Linked DNA regions of Mus musculus: region 2 is linked to region 1. The links are chromatin loops, found by intact Hi-C in ENCODE. Cell type or tissue: heart. All regions are shown on one strand. Each heading gives the region's core, and the rest is flanking DNA. Links, peaks and the distances in the headings are about the cores only. Region 1 overlaps Gm13657 (a long non-coding RNA gene). Region 2 has its middle 13 kb from the start of Ttc30a2.

Evidence for each region. Hi-C counts contacts between places; a loop is a spot of excess contacts. Peaks named below come from ENCODE experiments on the same cell type or tissue, not always from the same donor. Only the 100,000 strongest peaks of a DNase experiment are listed, where the experiment ranks them.
Region 2: a loop joins it to region 1, with 9 times the contacts of the local background. A loop is called at or near these places in 32 of 42 quality-filtered maps.

What each region holds. Positions count from the first base shown.
Region 1 is chr2:75,780,207-75,789,934 of GRCm38, forward strand. Gm13657 (a long non-coding RNA gene) reads left to right here. Exons shown (of 5, transcript XR_001783382.2): 3 at 505-759; 4 at 6,717-6,924; 5 at 9,042-9,728. Among named protein-coding and RNA genes, the nearest start is that of Gm13657, 8.2 kb to the left of the region's middle. In heart, for the core only: a CTCF peak has its summit at 6,079 (motif pointing right); no DNase peak of the experiment used is centred there; H3K27ac peaks cover 217 bases.
Region 2 is chr2:75,960,508-75,970,235 of GRCm38, forward strand. No RefSeq gene overlaps it. Among named protein-coding and RNA genes, the nearest start is that of Ttc30a2, 13 kb to the right of the region's middle. In heart, for the core only: CTCF peaks have their summits at 4,139 and 4,744; DNase peaks (open chromatin) are centred at 4,184 and 4,634; H3K4me3 peaks cover 825 bases; H3K27ac peaks cover 1,944 bases.

The DNA of each region.
Region 1 (9,728 bases), core at 1,265-9,264:
TCTCTGTGTAGCCCTGGCTGTCCTGGAACTCACTCTGTAGACCAGGCTGACCTCGAACTCAGAAATCCGCCTGCCTCTTTTACTTTTACTTATGGATTATACTTTTTTTTTAATTCCCCTCAGAGATGTTTCATTTTACCACGTTGAAGGTATGGGCCACCTTTTAGCCCCTGTCCAGCTCACTACACATGGACAATTTAGAGTTCTTTGGAGCACTGTATGGCCTTTGAAATGCCATCCATTACGGGGACTGGCCTCCTTGTTTTTCCCTGTCAGCAGATTCTGTGGAGAGCATCTTGCTGGTAGACCCCATTTTATTGTCTAATGATGAGATTCAATGAAGCAGTGAAGGGTAAGGCTTTTAAAATATCCCTAGTGGGGCTTTGATATAGAGCATAAAGGTCTCCTCTCTGGACCCGCTCCACTCCTTTTCTCCTGCTTTATTAATTCAACCGTAAATTGCACACTTTTAATGAAGTGTTACCTTTCTGCTAACTTCCCCAGCTTCAGTTCGGTGCAGCTCCTGATGGTACAGGGACCAGTTTACAGCTGGCTCCAAGCATCAGCTGACAAGAGGATCCAACCTAGCATTGTCACGGATCTTAAATGAAGCCAACACGTTAGCAAACCAGGTGGTTTGGAGTTGGGCCGTATCAGATGCCCAGAGGAAGGACACAAATCACCATGCCTCTGTAACCAGCATGCCACAGGACCTGAGGAGAGTACAGCTAGCATTATTTTAAAGATACAGACAACATCGTAAGCCTGTGGGAGACACATGCATGGGGAAGGGGGTTCGGGGAGGGGGTTAATTCCCTCATCCATTATCAATAATCATTTGCATTGCTATGTGATTAGATCTATTTGAGGGAAAAACAAAAGCAAAAACCAAAACAAAACCTTGTTGGTCAGGCATGGTGGTGTACACCTTTAAGCCCAGCACTCAGAAGGCAAAAGCAGAGGTAGGTGGATGTCGATGCATTCAAGTCCAGCCTGGGCTATATAATCACATGCTGTCTAGAAACAAAACAAGCAGGCATGTGTTTGGAGAAGGGTGGTCTATGGCCGTTTGTTGCCACTGAACTCTACTGAGAACCCAGACCTGCCGGCATTTTTTTCACCTCTATTGCCATCTAGAGGAGACAATTGGAAGGACATGAAGTAAGTCCCCAGATGGAATTAAGTGAAAACCAATACTGGAAAGAAACATTTGTACAAAACTCTAAGAATCACTACACTTTGTTGGCTCCAACTTTATGTTTTTCTCCTCTCTTTCCATCTGGCTCAGTTACAGGCAGGATTTGAATATCCACTTATGGGCTTTTATATCAGCACTTCCGGCATTTCGAGGGCTCCGGTGGACACCTCTTATAGACATAAAATCATGAAACTTTCTGATGAGGTGGTTTGTTTGTTTGTTTGTTTACTTGGATTTTGGTGAATGGAGAAGAGGATGGAGCCTTTCAACACAGAGAGGCAGTTTCCTGACGTCCATAGCCTCAGAACCTATTCATTTTGTGGGGTGTTTATAGGTAGCACGTTGGTCAAATATGTTTTGCTAGGGAGAGCAGTACTGAGCCGTTTTCTTTACAACCTTTAAATTACTGGTGTGCACTGTGGACTTGAGGAGATCAAACACGGGGCAAGCAGTGACCTTGGAGCCTCCTGCCTTTCACAGAACCGATGGGAAATATCCTGTGTACACTTCAAGGACTGTTCCCACAGGCAAGAGAAGCTGGCCTGCTGCATGCACACCATGTGCAAACAGACCAGCCCTTCCTCAGCTCTCCTGCTCCTCTCTGTCTAAACATTGTTGAAGCTTTGTTTTGGGGTTGAGTGGCTTAAAGACTGTAACCATGGTCACTAACAACAGGGATACATCTTTGTGAGCGTATCGTTGAGTGTGCTTTCGTAAGCCTCAATGGTATGAGCTAATTTACTCTATGACATGGCCTCTTGTGCAACCAGCAACTGTAAATGCAGCATCAGGAGGCTGCTGCTGGCCTAACATGACAAACTTTTAAGTAAACTCCTTTTGATCTGGTCTGTGTTGTGCCTCTGCTCATGCATGAGGGGCCCAGACCAGGGTGTTTGTTAGGCATCCTCTGTCACTCTCTACCTTATTCTGCGTGTGTGGGGGTCTGTTTATAAACCTGGGGGTTATTATTTTTTCTCACTACATAGGCAGTTAATAGGCTCCAGTGAGTCTCCCCTCTCTACCTTCTACAGCCCTGGGGTTACATGTACGCATACAATAATGCCTGGCTTGTTCTATGGGTGCTAGGATCTGAACCCAGGTCCTCAGAGTTGTGCAGCAAGCATGATTAATCACTGAGACAAATCATCACCTGCCTTCTCTATTTCTTGGAAAAGATCTCACGTAGCCTGTTATGTAGCTGAAGATGACTTTGAGTTTCTTTTTTTGTTTTAAAAGATTTATTTGTTTGTTTGTTTTATGTATATGAGTACACTGTAGTTGTACAGATGGTTGTGAGCCATCTTGTAGTTACTGGGAATTGAACTCAGAACTTCTGCTCGCTCTAGCCCTGCTCATTCTGGCCCCACTTTCTCCAGCCCAAAGATTTATTTATTATGTATAAGTACACTGTAGCTCACACACACCAGAAGAGGGCGTCAGATCTCATTACAGATGGTTGTGAGCCACCATGTGGTTGCTGGGATTTGATCTCAGGACCTTTGGAAGAGCAGTCAGTGCTCTTAACCGCTGAGTCATCTCTCCAGACCCAACCTTGAATTCTCCTGCATCTCCCTCCTGGATGCTTGGATTACAGGACTCCACCACACTGGGTTTATGTGGTGCTGAGGTCGAATGCCGAGCTTGGTGCAAGTGCTCTTCCGACGGAGCTGCTTCTCCAACCTCTTCTGTTTTACTTTTCTTAGTACGTAGGACCACACTCTAAAATAAAGACAAAAACACTAACTTAGCAACGCACATGTGGGTACTGTGTTCCTTTATTGTCCTTAGGAAGCATTCTGTATTGTACATAACTGTGCTGTACTTTCATAAGTGTAACAGCATGGTGGCTGTATCTACTCCAACAATGTCATGACAGGGATGGAATGTGCTGTGCTACATTGTGAGGTTGGCAATGTCACAAAATCTCCAGTTGCATTGTATCTGTAAGACACCAACTATGCCGGCCTGTGACTACCCAACTATCAGTGTGTGGGTCCTTAACTACGTCCCCCCCACCCCCAGAAGGAATGCAGTAGGGATGGGTTTCTTTTTTTTTTTTTTTTCTTTTCTTTCTTTTTTTTTTTTTTTTTTGGTTTTTCGAGACAGGGTTTCTCTGTGTAGCCCTGGCTGTCCTGGAACTCACTTTGTAGACCAGGCTGGGCTCGAACTCAGAAATCCGCCTGCCTCTGCCTCCCGAGTGCTGGGATTAAAGGCGTGCGCCACCACGCCTAGCAGGGATGGGTTTCTTTTTGACAGTTGCTATGTCCAGATGAAACACAGTAAGCTCATCGGTAACATAAGACACACTCTATCAGCACCAAGGAGCATGCTGTAAGATGGTCTCTCTACTTCCAATACATCTAGTCTACTAACTCCACGAAGGGCCCAGTGGGAGGGAGACCAGAGCTGAGAGAGCAAGAGCCTTTGTTGCACCATGGAGTAAGTAGAGTGATACGTTTACATACAAAGATTTCTTAGATAGATAAATGATCATCCTACCAGATTTATTCATTGTAACTGGAACAGTGGGACTTTGTTTCTTGTGGAGCAAGGCCACATTCTTCCGTGGAAGGCAGCCTTACAGGAAGGTGGTTATAGTAGCACCATTGTTAGAGCAGTTCACCCCAGTTTAGAAGGTTTAAATGCCAATGACTATGTGACTATGAATATCTATTGTGTTAATCCTGCAATTTTATGTACATTGCAGTGCTCTGCTGCTGAGCCCCGTACTTAGCTCTTGGGTTTTTTTGTTTTGTTTTGTTTTGTTTTGTTTTGTTTTAGCTTTAGCTTGGCCTGAACTATGTAGCCTGGGCAGGCCTCACGCTTGTGGTCCTCCCCACCTCAGCATCAAGTAAATAATATTAATGTTTCTTCTGCAATAGCTTTTCTGCTATTTTTAGGGAAAGAAATATGCAATTCACATTTTTTGATTCAAGATTATAATATCATAATCATATAATACCTGATTGTTTAGATATTAATGAGGCTGGTAGAAAATATCATCCCTTACGAGGGAAATGTGCTATTTTCATCTTATAAAGAAGCAACTCAGAGACACTTGCGTGTTCAGTAATGTGAGGAGACAGGAGCAGGTTCTAATTCAGTTCTATTTGACTCCTGGTCCTAAAACTATTGGTTTATCTGATCTTGGAGCAGAGTAATTTTAGAAAATGCTTGCGTATTCTTTTTGTTGTTGAAGTGGGGGTCTTTCTCAATAGCCCACATTGACCTTGAACTCATAAACTCAAGCAATCCTCCTGATACCCAAGTAGCTGAGTCTACATGTCTGGGCCTCTGTGCTCGGTTGCCTCTGATTTTCATCATCTGAAACTAAGACCTGCCAAAGTGGGGGGGGGGCAGTTTTCCTGAGATTTCGAGACTTGCATGCGCGGTACTGGATTGATGTGAGAGCACCCTCTGGGGCCATCTCTGTTCTAATCCCCGGGCTTGGTCTTCTGCAGCCTTTGGAAAGGTTATGTTTCAGAATAGGTGTTGGTTTACACCGATGTTTTTCAATGCTTCATAGTCATTTTTCAAGATAATTCAGTTATGACTCTATAAAAGAAAACTAAAGAAACAGGGTTAAATTCAGGTCATTTGAAAGGAAGTCTTTGCCAGCTGGTGGTAGCACATGCTTTTAATCCTAGCACTGTGGAGGCAGACACAAGTGGATTTCTGTGAGTTCGAGGCCAGCCTGGTCTACAGAGCTAGTCCCAGGATAAATAGTGTTTCCCTATCTTTTTTTTTTTTTTTTTAATTTCTTTGAAAAATATTTCTGGCAGCTTCAAGGGCAGAAGTTGTTTATTTGTGTGTGTGATTTTTTTAATTAGGTATTTTTCTCGTTTACATTTTCAATGCTATCCCAAAGGTCCCCCATACCCAACCCCCCAATCCCCTACCCACCCACTCCCCCTTTTTGGCCCTGGCGTTCCCCTGTACTGGGGCATATAAAGTTTGCAAGTCCAATGGGCCTCTCTTTGCAGTGATGGCCGACTAGACCATCTTTTGATACATATGCAGCTAGAGACAAGAGCTCCGGGGTACTGGTTAGTTCATAATGTTGTCCCACCTATAGGGTTGCAGTTCCCTATAGCTCCTTGGGTACTTTCTCTAGCTCCTCCATTGGGGGCTGTGTGAGTGTTGCCCTATCTTGAAAAAGAAGGAGGAGGAAGAGGAGGAGGAGGAGAAAGAAAGAGTATTTGTGTGTGACATAGTCTGAATTTGCCAGGTTTGTGAACATATTTTCTAGTAATTTTCAACAATTAATTCAGCATACCATGAGTTAATTTATGGTGATGGAGAACCTTTCTGTGTATGGATGCCTGGCCATTTTCCCAACAAATTCATTTGCTGAAGATGGATTTTTACAAGTAGGTTTGGAAGTGAATTAGGTGTGAATATAGAAACTGGATTTTAAATATGCGTTTCTTTAGTCCTTTGTTTTATATGTGCTGAAAAGAAAGCAGTAACATCTCTCTCTCCCCCTCCTGCCTTTCCTCCCTTCTTACTTTCCACCCCCCTCTTCTTCCCCTGGTCCCTCCCCGTACAGTACACCTCCCACTTCTCTACTCACTCCTCCTCTGGCTTTCCTTTTGAAAGGCCAGGCTCCCATGGCTATCAACCGGCCAAGGTATATCAAGTTTCAGTAAGAAGGAAGCTGGATTCTTGAAGAACTAAGGACAGATGGAGAGCGAAAAATCTTGGCCAACCATGGGATTTTAAACAAATCATTTCTCCTTTTCCTTCTTCATACCTCTCTCTTTTTGATCTAGCTAACTACAAAGGCTCCTCCAGTTTCTAACTGCCTGTAGGATGACACTGGGGGCAGACACAAGATGTACATTCTTAGTAAACAAAGCCATGCTCCGTTGTGTCCACTAGGAGGCACTGTAGCACCAGTGCACTATCGTCTGTCCTTCAATTTATCCAAGTCAATTTATTTTCCTTAAACCTTCAAATTCAAGTTTATGCTACCGTGAAAGCTAAGATTTAATTTAGTAACAGCATCTGGTTAAATCTAGGAAGAATTCAGCCGAGAGACTTACTGACTAGGGAAAATCAGAATCCCGGAGCCATTTGCATTGTAAATGGTGTCTCATGATTTTGAAAGGGCATCAGGAGGGGCTTGAAATTCTCAAGGGAAATATAGATTGGACCAATCCCGACTTCCCTAACAATGAAGTCATAAATGAAGAAGTGTGCAAACTCCATGTGAAGACAACTATAATATTACTCAAGGGTAGAAAAGAATACTTAAATTGAGATATACCATGTTCTTGGATACAAAGGTTCAGTGCTGTATAAATTTAAAGCTATTCTACAAATATACTCACACATATAATGTGATCAAAAATTTTTTTTAGAAACTTGATAAAGTTTATTGAGGACAATGAAGCTGGAAAAAATAAAGGAAGAAAATTGAACTTTTTGAAGGGGAAGAGAATTTGAACCACTGGTTTTTTGTTTGTTTGTTTTATTTTAAATCATGAAACAGTTGAACGTAAATATCTCTTTATAGGTCTCTGGGAATGGCTGAGCAGGGAACGTGCCTGCCACACATGCATGAAGACGTGAGTTTGTATACCCAGAGTATACATACAAAATGCCTGTAACTCTAGCACTGGGGGCAACGAGGCATGGAAAAGCAACAGCAGATGCCTGAAGCTCACTGGTCAGTCAGCCTGGCTGAAGCTAAGAGCTTTAGATTCATCGAGAAAAGCAGCAAGGTGAAGGTCCTTGCCACCAAAGCTCTGTAAAGAACATTCAGTCCCAAGAGCCTACATGATGGGAGGAGAGAACAGATTCCCTGAGACTGCCATGTGTCTTTTGTCTTCCACATGTGTGCTGTGGTACCCACCCCACCCCTCACCCCAACTCCCCAATGCACACATAGTAAATAAATGGGAAAATGTAAAGATAGACAGCAATCAGGGAAGACACCCAGGGTCAACCTCTGGTCTCCACACATAGGTACACACACATACCCAACACACACAGTTACTCATGCATACATTGATGAGCACATATGCCACATCTATACAATACTACACACACACACACACACACACACAAAGTTGCTACAAAGTATTAGGCCAACAAAAGAAAATAACAAGTCTTGAAAGCGTGCTTGAAAAGCAAGCATGATAGACTGGACTCTCTCTCTGTCCTCTGTCTCTGTCTCTGTCTGTCTGTCTATCTCCCCCCTCCCCATGCATTCATGTGTATGTGCATAGGTATGCATGTATAGATGTGTGTGTGTGTGTGTGTGTGTGCGCGCATGTGTGTGCATGTGCAATGAGGTATGTCTAGTCTTCCTGTGACATTGAACCCCGAGGAGTGGTACAAAGACGCCAGTCCATCACATTACTTACCTGCACTGATGATGAGGGGTCTAGTGGTGATAGTGTCAGAGAAACTTCCCCTGAAGTAGCAACTTCTTCCTGTCAGAGTTCTGGAAGCATCCTCACTGGACTGTGCATCAGTGATTCTTAGCTTTCTGCTATCAGCTGACTCTGCTCTTGTCTGCTTCCTGAGCCTGATCTTAGCTTTCTCAGGGATGCTGTGCCCTACTTGGTATTTTTCAAAAAGTCCTTTTTTAGTTAAGTCACATAGAATTGGTTGCTAATGCTCAAACCTAGGTCCTGACACATCCAAAAGCTGGTAACCGGGGCATTGTTATTGAAAGAGACTCTTAGGTAAACCAGGAGGCTCTGATCATGCAGACTCAGTATTTCCAAAAAAAAAAAAAAAATGATAAAACCCAGTTAATATCAGAGATAGAACTCTGAAATCCCATGCCTTTAGTAGCAAAATGGTTAATAAAATGAACGCCTCTGCACATTAGAGCCAAGGTGGGCCATGGAGGACTACTGGTTGCCACAGGGCAATGTGAAGGGTGGCTTAGAGGATTCCAGAGCTGTGTGCTGTGTACTTCCATCGAAAGGCTGAGCAGTGAGACTCTCTAGGTTTCCATTCTAGAATGTTCACCGAAACCCCGAGTATGAGTGTGTAAGGGACTCTGATGGTGCTCAGAATGGAGACAGGGAGAACAATACAGGATCTTACTGACTGCTAACTTGCAAATCAGTCTACCCTCTTACTCTGGCTCTTATATGAGCATTATTTGATGTGCTGATCTAGAAAGATTAAGATTTATAAAATTAAATTGCTGTAGGGTGCAGGATGGGAGGAGCTTAAGGAGCCCAGATGTCCAATTCTTAGTTTCTTGGCAGCTGTCGCTTTTGCTCCTCTGTTCAGTGCTTTTGGAAACCCCCAGTTTGAGGAGGTTACCTTTGGAGAGGAAGTCCGTTCCCTCAGGCCCCAGTCATCTTCTGTCTCTAGATCTATAATTAGGGTCAAACCCTAGCCTGATCTAAGAGGAAATTGAAGGGCTAAGAGCAGAGCTCACTGGTGGAATGTCTGTCTAGTCTGCCCAGGGCGATGCTTCAGTCCCCAGTACAGAAGAGGAGGAGAAGGAACAAGAGGAGGAGGAGGAACAAGAGGAGGAGGAGGAAGGAGAGGAAGAGAAAGAGGAGGAAGAGGTGGAAGAGGAGGAGGAGGGAGAGGAGGAGGTGGTGGTGGTGGAGGAGGAGGAGGAGGAAGAGGAGGAGGAAGAGGTGGAGGAGGAGAAGGAGGAAGAGGAGGAGGAGGGAGAGGAGGAGGTGGTGGTGGAGGAGGAGGAGGGAGAGGAGGTGGTGGTGGTGGAGGAGGAGGAGGAGGAGGAGATTTGTTAATGACTTGTGGGGCATGGCCTAGTATAGCTGCTAAATGAACGTAAGAAAGTCAAGTTTTGAGACTGGGTTGAACATGAGAGGCTGGGAATGATCCTCTTTTCCTCTTCTAGAAGCTGATGGACTTCAGGACCAGGGTGATTCACAAACACAAGAGCCTTCTGGTTAATTCCACAGGGAGAGACAAACGGGTGTTCTCAGGAGTTGCTCTGAATGCGGTATATTTACTTTGGAAAGTGTGATTCTCAATCCCTCTTTCTGTCTCTCTCTCTCTCTGTCTCTCTGTCTCTCTGTCTCTCTGTCTCTCTCTGTCTCTCTCTCTCTCTCTCTCTCTCTCACACACACACACACACACACACACACACACACACTGAATCTTGAGATTCATTTGCAAACTGAGTGTGAGCCTCACTCTCCTTGTCAACTTGATTTTGATGTAACTTACCAATGCCTCTGTAACAGCGAAGACAGGTAAAGGAAGAATAAGCATTTCTGCACATGGGCAAACTGGCATTTAGATCCCCAGTACCTGTGTAAAGGCCAGGCAGCATGGTGGCCAGCCGTTAGTCTTACTCTTAAGACGGGGAGACAGGAGATTCCTGGAGTAAGCTAGCTAGCTTGCTGAACTGCCAGTCTCTAGTGGGAAACCTTGCCTCAAAATGTAAGGTGACAAGTGGTTGAGAAAGACACTTGACATCAACCCCTGGTCTACCTAGGCACCTGTACACATGTCACACACACACACACACACACACACACACACACACACCCCACAAGGGAAAAATTTTGATAGTAGTGGA
Region 2 (9,728 bases), core at 822-8,821, 180 kb after region 1:
AGCTAAAGTTATTGTGTGACTCCATTTGTTTTTCTTTTGTGTAAGCATCAGAGGCTCTGCCCTGGGTCTTTCCTTTTAAGACAGCAGGGGAAGGAAGAAAGTTGGAAGGAGCTAGCAAGGAGTCAAGAGGCGCGGGGCATGCTGGGTGCAGGATCCTAAGTGCAAGGGACTTCAGAGCTGCTGGGTTCTCAAGTCAGCACCGCACTGCAAAGATCAGCAGAGATGACCTTCGCACAGAGGAAATGATTCACTGTCCCTTTGTTCTCCAAGGCTGTCACCAAAGCACACTGCAGAGAAACAGGCCCTTGACCTGGAAATCTCTGGGCTTGCTCTCATGTGTCACCAGACTTACTGAAAAACTCCACAGGGACATGTACTGAGATTCCCCCCTGACCGGTGAACAAACGGAGTGTGAACCCAAGCTTGTTCAAGCCTCTGAGATGGAAGAAGGCATGGTAGACTCTGCAGCTCTTAGCTGCCATGACCCTTCCTAAAGCAATCAGGGGGCGAGGAACGCTACACATTTTGGCTTTAGTGTCTTTACATCAATTGATGCCAGCACAAGACTTGTACCAGGCAAAGTTAAGTAGGCGTGAGGATTTTTTTCAAGGCTGTTGCAGTTGGTGAGAGGCCAGAACTCAGTCTGGATTCAACTCTGCTGAAGCGGGGATAGGATTTTTAAGCAGTGGGGTGAGAAGGAGATTGAGCCGTCTGTTTGTTAAGTGGCTTCAGCCAAAGGAAGCCACCTTCTCATGTCTTCTCAACAGATGGTAGTCCCACTATTTTGATGCCAGGAAAGTTGGGCTCCCCTCCCCACACCACAGAATAGGGTACGGGGTTCAGATGTAAGAAGGATGGTCTCTCCTTTGATGATTGTGTTTCAAGCTGTCACGCCTATGTCCTTGAGAAGACATTCTTGGGTTATAAAAACAAGCAAGAGACTTTAAAAATGATTTAAATTATCCCGTGTCAGGATTTAGAACGGGAGCAAACAAACAAACAGCCCGGGTGACGTTTAGCCATGCTGAGGTGTTTCAGAGCATGGATGTAGGTCTGAAGAGTGCCCGTTTAGAAGCTGGAGAGATGGCTTAGTGGTTAGGAACACTGGCTGCTCTTCCAGCTCTGTTCCTAGCATCCGCATGGTAGCTAGTAACCATCTGTAATCCACTTCCGGGAGATCTGACGCCCTTTTGTGGCCTTTGACTGAACTTCATACATGTGGGGTACAGATATAAATGCGGTCAAAACATCCGTATACATCAAAATAATTATCTACTAAAAAAAGAAAGAGAGAGATCTTTTCATAGAACTCCTCTGACAGTGCATAGAAGCAATACAGTGTCCACCCAGAGGATCTTTGTCTTCAGGAAGGATTACACAGCAGAGGTAAAGTCAAAACACTAAGTAATTTAGGCTTTTCCCCAAAGCCCAAGAGAGATACACTTAAAGGTACAGATATTTTCACAGGAAGAAGACTCCTTGTGAATGTCCATACCCCACTTAGGTTATAATTAGTTCGACAACCCTCAGGTGCACACCACATTCTGCCAGAAAACTCCGCTCCACCAAATCTCCAGTCGTTTACTCTGCAGAAGTCACCGGGGACGTTGACAAACTGGTTAGTGACAGCCATCAAACTTCAAAAAACATTAAAGCATGGAGGGCCTGAAATCTTATGGTTGGATCCACTTGCCAATATTTCTACCAAGTAAGAAGGTGCAACGTACTCTCCGCTCTCCTCCTGTGCCCGCCTCCCCATTCACTGACTACAGTGATGTCCAGCAATGATGTACCTTTGTTATTGAGAAGTATTTCCCAAGTTCACACGAACCCTTTCTCCTTTCCCTCTTTATCTTCTGTCACTCCCCTCCCTGCTCCTACTTGAAACAATTAGTCCCGTCTTCTTGTAGTTGGTTTCTTCTCTGCTCTGTCTTGGGAGGTAGCTTTAGGAGAGAAAGGGGTGTTCTGTCCTTCCTCTTGTGTGAGGCAACATGTCTGCCAAGTTGCCCATTCTTGTTGTGGTTCATAGGCCTGGAGAAATGGCTTGTTACAGTTAAATTGCATATTGTCTTTTCAAAGGAACCTCTTTCGGGGAGATGGCTTAGTGGATAAAGAGTTTCCTGGGTAAGCCTGAAAACCTGAGTGTGGGTCCCAGAACCCACATTAAACTGGATGCACTTGGAGTATCTCACACTCCTGTTTGGAGATGGGAGATGGAGGCAGGGGAATCTCCAGCCAGCCAGCTCTCCTATGCACTCACGGATAACAAGAGATCAAAACAAGGTAGGGGGCAAGAATGACACCTGGGTCTCTGACACAAGCAGTGTGGCACATCACTCTCTCTGTTTCTTCTTCTTCTCTCCCCCTTCCCGACTTCTCTCTCATACCGTTTTAAAGAAAAAAGTGAACGACTTTTGAAATCTACAGCAGACTCTGATTTACAGAAGATCAAGTATGAAGGGTCCAGAGAAGTTTGTACAAAATGAAGTAAAGACACTGAAGATCACTTTGTTGGCCACATCTAATGCTTCATGGGGCAAGTGTGAGCCCAAACAATATGAGATTATGCTAAGCTTTGTTCCAGGCAATCTTTTTGTAAGAATTCAATTGCTCTTTGTGTTATTTCTAAAATTAACTAGTTCTTAAAATACTGGGAATAGAAAGAACCCAGGGTCCTGGATTTTTAGGGAAAGGGCAAAAGACATGCTGGAGTATCCATAAGACATGGACTCTGACCTGAAGTTTAAAAGAGGTCAAAGGACCCAGACCTGCACAAGCTCACAGGGGGGAAACAGCTCAGTCAGCCATGGCCAGGCCTGTTGAAAGGATTAGCATGGGCCAACAGGCTCTGTAGGGAAGGCAAACAGACGTACAGAAATGTCTAACTGCGTAACTGTTGAAACTCCACACAAAATATAAGGGCAGAGCTGCCTGTTCATAAATTATTAGGGATTTAACAGCGTTGCTAGGAGAGGATTAAGCCAAGCATGTGTGGCCTTGTGTGATCATACTGGGCCCCACAACCACAAGGTGCACAGCCACAATGTGCTCAGTACCTCCCTCAAACTGCGAGGGTCCATCGACGTCAATTCCCTTGGCAAGGAGGAGAAGCTCACTGGCTTCATCACAGAGCAAGCATGTGGACAGAAGAAACGGGTGGGTGGTCCTTGCTAGGGTACTCCGAATAAGGCTCTCTTCCTGGCCGCTCTCCTTCCCTTCCCTTCAGAGGGTCATTCCCTTAGAGGACAGTTCAGCCATTGTCTGTGCTCGCCCTGGGGACACTTGACCTTGTGCAGACATTTCTCCTGCATTCCATTGCTTTTCCATCTCCTACCTTCTACCAAATACAGAGCTTTATAAGTGATTTTTTTTTTTTAAATGGCAAGTTTGTGGGCTTTTATTAGATGCTGTAATTTCAAACTGCGATTACATGATGTCTGGGTTTCCCCGAGCCCAAATTCAATATCCTGGAGCTCGGGCAGTTTTGTTGCCTGGCTTCAGCGTGCGCCTGGGGTGGGGCCCTGGCAGGGATGGGTGCCCATTCAGCCTCTTAAAATCTTCGGCTGTGGATGTGAGCTTAACCCAGCTTCCTTCTTCCTATTCTCTTGAATTATGTTTACTGGCCACTGTTACTTTGTGTGCTTACATGGTGGGTGGGAGTGAGGAAGATAACTTTTGGAAGTTAGTGCTCTCCTACTTTGGGTATGGGCCTTGAACGCAGGTCTCTAGGCTTGCATGGACAGCCGTTCCCTTGCTGAGCGACCTCACCAGCCCTACAGGGTGCATGACGTAATCAGCTCCCTCAAGTTCCTGCTGCTGTGAGTTCTCTGTCATGATAAAATGTAACCTCCAACCAGGAGCCAAAATAAACTCTTAAAGAAAAAAGAGAAAGAAAGAAAGAGAAAAGAAAAGAAAAGAAAAGAAAGAGAAGACAAACTCACATGTGTTCATTTTCACAGTCTCTGACTCCGCCTAGATTGTCCTTGTCATCGCAGTGTTCATGATGGAGCGATACATTTATGTTTTGCTACTGCTGAGCTGTAATCTGTTCCGAACTCATAAAGTGAAGGCAGAATAAAGCAAGAGGCCCTAGGACTGACCGCAAGGAGCCGGTGAAATCACCACCGTTTTCATGTGACGAGCGCCACACACTGGGCAGCGAGAGCTAATCTTTTGCTCTGCTTTTATTTCTGGGAAAGGGGACCCGTGGCATGGAGATGACCTCTCGAAAGTTGTGCGCGGCTCCCAGGGCATAGTAACCAGGCTGCCAGTGCCATTTCCACCCAGACAAGCACATTCCCATCTTCATGTTAGTAACATGACAGAGTTTTCAGATTTCCCGTTCATTTGTGGAAGGTGGGAGCTGGAACCCATGCTCTTTAAGATCCAGCTTTCCAAATTCGAGCACAGGATGCATGCAGATGGGTGCTGCCTAGTCAGCCCACAGCTGCCACATAGATTTAAAAAAAAAAGTGTTGCGCATCGGACTTTTGCTGTTTTATCCAGACATTTACCATAGCCAACCAGAGCACTGAGAAAGCTGAATGCTGAATTTCACACTCACTTGTGACTACCCCGCCCTCTGTCAGACTGACTCTGCAGCTTGCTACTGCATTCATTTCAAAGCTACTCAGAGAGAGGACGGCTAGGGCATCTGCCAAACAAGCAGATGATTCTGTTCCCTCTAGCAAAGGTTCTTTCAAGCCTTTCCCATGAGTTTTGAAGCCTTGAGGCCCCCTCTACTGGTGGAACTTGTAATCCATCAAATAGTTCGATTTGGTGAGCTGGGTAAAGAGGACTCCCAACCCTCAAACCAAATCAAACCAAACTAAACCAAAAAACAAACCACTCACATCAGATCAGCAAAGACTAGAATCGTAACAAAATGTGAACATTTCCCCTCCCACCCCCCACCAACTTTCAAGTTTGTAGACGAGAAATAGAAGTCTAGAAGGTTTCAAACCATTCTCTCATAAATCTGGTGGGGGACACTCAAGGACATTCGGCGGTTGCTGGCTGGCAAAGTGTGGAGTTATTTCTCTGGAGACAGAAGTCCTTGACACTTGCAAGAAATTCTGTGTTCTGTTCACCTAAACCAAGGATTCCTAAACTCTAACCACTCAGGCATCTCTGAGGTGCTCTTGTCAAAGCCAAGGGCAGCATGTGTTACGACTTACGAATTCTCTTCCACAAAGCCACCAATGAGATTCCCTCGGTGTTACTGTGTGTATCACACTTTAGATAGAGCTGAGGCAAGAGACCTCACGCTTGTGTTTATGGCTACAACAGTCATTATTACATCCTTTCTTTTATTCTTAGTGTTGTTGTTGTTGATGATGATGATGGGGCGTGTGCGAGCACATCTATGTGCATGTGTGTGCGACTGTGTATACAGCTTTCCAGAGTCAGCTTACTACTTCCACTGTGGGCCCTGTGTGTTGAACTCAGGCTGTCAGGGTGCTTTTGCCCCACTGAGCCATCTCACGGCCCACACCCTTAAAGGGGCAGCTGTCTCTTGTTTGTGTACCTGCAATTTCTGGTGTTCTTCTCTCTTTTCTACAAGTCACTCTTCATTCTATCCCCACATCCCTTTGCTTTAATCTTCATATTTTCTTTACACCCATGTGCTCAGGAAAACTCTCCCTGGGCACTATGTCTCAGTTTAGACTCAGCTCTGGGAAACCGCATTGAAGTCAAGGCACATTGGATGAATAAAAAGTCCTCTGTATTCCCGTCTTTCTCTGGAACTTGAAGTGAGAGTTTTTGTTTTTGTTGTTTTGTTTTGTTTTTGTTTTCCAATTTCACCCTTAGAGTCTGCTTTCTCTGAGGAATTGACACGTGAAAATGAAAGCTTAAAAAAAAAAACAAAAAAACAAAATCAATCCAAATGTTTAATTCATTATCCCTTGAGGAGCAGGGTAGAGGTGCCCTGATGGCAGCCATACCTGTGGGAGATGTGGTGATGAGAGAAAAGCTGTGTTTATGAAGTCTTTTTTCATGTTCAACATTCCTGGGAAACTAACACAAACTTCATTTCTCCAGTAATAAAGGTGACCATTGTTCTTCTCCTGCTGGGTGCATACACTCAGTTTTCAGTTAGTTCTGACCTGCAGCAGGTTACCACTGTGAAACCCCAGCTATTAACAGCTGAGTATGTGTTTAAAGCTGCCCCACAGAAGGCTGGTGTGGAAACCTCTCATCGTGATGTGTGCTCCCTGCTTCACCCATTGTGTCGTTTCTGTGGACTCTCAGTGAGTCCTTGGGGTTCCCTTGTAAAAATTAAGAGAACAAAACAAAGCAAAAATATTTTATGGTCATAAGAGCTCAGAAATATTTGCTTTAAACGTAAATTTTATAATAATGAGCCCAGTACATAAGTTATAAGCTCTTCTTGCAAAGACATGGATTCCACGGATTGAATTTTCATTTGGTAATATTTGCATAGTACTTTAGAACATAACACAATGATGTAGACATGGATTAAAAACTCAGCTGCAGCTCTGTACTTCTCCAAGCCTTTTTACTCTGTAGAAAATTAAGTATGTTCAATCTTAACGACAGCTAATCCTAAAGAAGACTAATATAAAAGACTCTGCACCCCATGGGGTGCAAGAGGGCGCTAGGCATTTATGGAAGCTCCCCAAAGGGGCTCTCTCTGATGGCAACAGATGGAAACCCCAGGGAGAGGCAGGTTCCCACTGTGACTGTCACAGGCCTCATGGTGGTGCTTTGGCAATGACATCAGCCAGGAGATCAGCAACTGGAATTTTAGATTTCATAGAAGGATTTTTGCTTTGGGGTGTGTGTGTGTGTGTGTGTGTGTGTGTGTAGGGGACAAGGTGGCAGTAGCAGTCGATAAAGCCTAAGGACAGACACTCTTTCCTGCATATTATATCAGTAAATCAGGTGACCAGCCAAGGACCACCTGTTTTGAATTTGCGTGGCCAACAGTTTAGGAGAAGTTGGGCTGGGTCAGTGGGGTACACCAAGCACCGAGGGAATTCTTAGAAAGAACTGAACTTTTATGTGGAGCTTTCCCTGTGGCCAGGGCTATCACTTGTTAGGGCCAAAGCTGAGATATCACATCAGGTAGATCATTTATCTGTTTATCTATTGTGGGGAAGGCCGGGTTGCTTCCCTGGCACACCGAGGTTTTTACTGCACATGAATTAGTGCCCTTGCCATCTTCATTTTCATTCTATTATGTCTGAGGTTTCCCTGAAAAAGCCTTACACTGATATGGAGGAAATGTGACATTTGCAGCATATGTTTTCCATACAAGCTTCTGATTATAGGGGATTAATATCTACCTTGTGTTTTGGTCAAAATAAAGTAGGCAGACTTTAGATTTAGGGATCATTAAAGTAGGTCAGTTTAACTTTCTTAAAAATGTAATTCTTATTAGTTCCTTGAGGATGTCATATGTCTTGATCATATTTACCCTCACTCTTTACCAAACTCTTCACAATCTAGCAACTGGCCCAGCATAATCTGTGCTGCTCATATACTCATGGGTGTGGCTGACCTACCAGGGACCACACCCTGTGTTTAATTTTCTATTTATAGATATTTAAGTGAATGTTATCCCAAGAAAATAGGGCTGGAAAGACAGCTCAGTAAAGTGTTTAGTGTGTGAGCATGCAGGCCTGGGTTCATTCCCAGATCCCATATGAAAAGACTTGGTGGGGTGACGCACACTTGGAGTCCCAGGGCCAGGGACATGGAGACACACAAATCCTTGGGACCAGCAGCTTAACATGTGAGTCCCAGGCCAGAGAGAGACCCTGCTTCAAAAAAAAAAAAAAAAAAAAAACCAACCAAACAAACAACAACAACAACAACAAAAAAAACAAGGTGACTGATATCTGGGAAGAGTGACACCCAAGGCTGTCCTTTGTCTTTCTCTTTCTTTCTTTTGTGTGACATGCATTCACTTGGCATGTGTACATTCCACCTATACACAAGTTTATTCTCTCTCTCTCTCTCACATACACACACACTCACACACACACACATACACACACATACACATGCACACATGCACACACACAGAATAAACCAATCTATTGAATTTCAAAAGATCATATGGTCAGTATTAATGGGGTCAGGTTTTCAGGCAAATGTCTTTACAAAGATTTTAAAATTTTTATTCTATATACCTGATACCTGATAATGAGTCTAGCTCTCAAGGAAGAGTGAATTACAAGAATATTTAGAAATATGCACAAGAATTCATCAACTCCTGGACGATACCACAAATGTACTAAAGAAAAGTTATCCTGCTGAGTGTGGTGGCACACACCTTTAATGCCAGCACTCAGGAGGCAGATGCAGACAGACCTCTGTGGGTTCAAGACTAGCTTGGTCTACAAAGCAAGTTTCAGGCTAGCCAGGGCTATATATTCAGACCATGTCAAAAAAGGAGAGAGAGAGAGAGAGAGAGAGAGAGAGAGAGAGGGAGAGAGAGAGAGAGAGAGAGAGAAGGAGAGGAGAGGAGAGGAGAGGAGAGGAGAAGAGAAGAGAAGAGAAGAGAAGAGAAGAGAAGAGAAGAGAAGAGAAGAGAAGAGAAGAGAAGAGAAGAGAAGAAGCAAAAAGAAAAGAACAAATTATTCTATAATGCCTGCTAAAACACATTTTATTCTAGGTGATGCCAGAGCACAACCTTCGCACTCTGATCACTGTGATAGAAGTTTGCATTTGAGGAGAGAGGTTGAGCTCAACTCCAAATACAGCGTGGATAAGTAGGAATTTAAGGCAATGGGTGAGGGTAGAGGTTAATAGCTGGATATTTTCTAAGAGGAAACCACAGTGGAAGAGAAGATTTGGCTAAACTGGCTGGGCAGGGTTTCCTTTGAGGCAGGCCAGGGTGATCCGACATCCAGGGAGAAGTTGGAGAGATGGAGCCAACTATACTTTGGAAACGATTAGATATGAAAGAGGAAGGTTCTAGCTGAATAACCTCATTGGAAGTTGTTAAAACTGGACAAGTCAGAAACAGGCACAGCCATCCAAAGCACAAGGCCTGCTGGGAAAGTCTGGGAGAGTCTATAAAGACTATGGTCAAAGGACACAACTCTTATCTGTGCTATGTGTGGACTGAGTGCTTTCAGACACCAAAAAGTCTGGCTCGAACAAATTTAAACAGCGAGATAATTCATCCCATTCTACAGGAGACTCAGAGGTTGACTCTAGCCCCAGGGTGGGATTACAGTAATTCAAAGACATCACTAAAGGCCCATGCTTTCTTTATTTCTCCAGTATCTTCAGAATATGGGTCTGGCGTCTGTTCTGGTCATAAGATGGTGACAGAAGATTCAGACCCACAATGTTCAAATAAAGAAGAGGGACTCTTATATCTCCCCCTTTTAATCAGTGAAGATGTCTTTCCCAGCAACTCCTAGGACGCTTCCCGGATCTTAGTAGGGAATGGCTCAGATGCCTACCTATTCCTACGCAAATAAGGAAAAGGTGGATTTCCGTGTGTCTGGCTTAGATCAGCACTTCTCAACCTTGGCTGCATGTTGGGAGCTGAAGAAGATGTTACCTGGATTCTACTCTCAGAACTGCTGCTTTCATTGTTCTGGAAGACCATATGGAGCGATTTCAATGGCTTCCCAGATGACTATAATGTAAGCCAGTGATTCTGAGAGCCATTGGATTAGACCCAATCAACACCCGAGACAGGGTGAGGAATGTGTAGTGGATCCGAAATCTCCATAATGAGTATT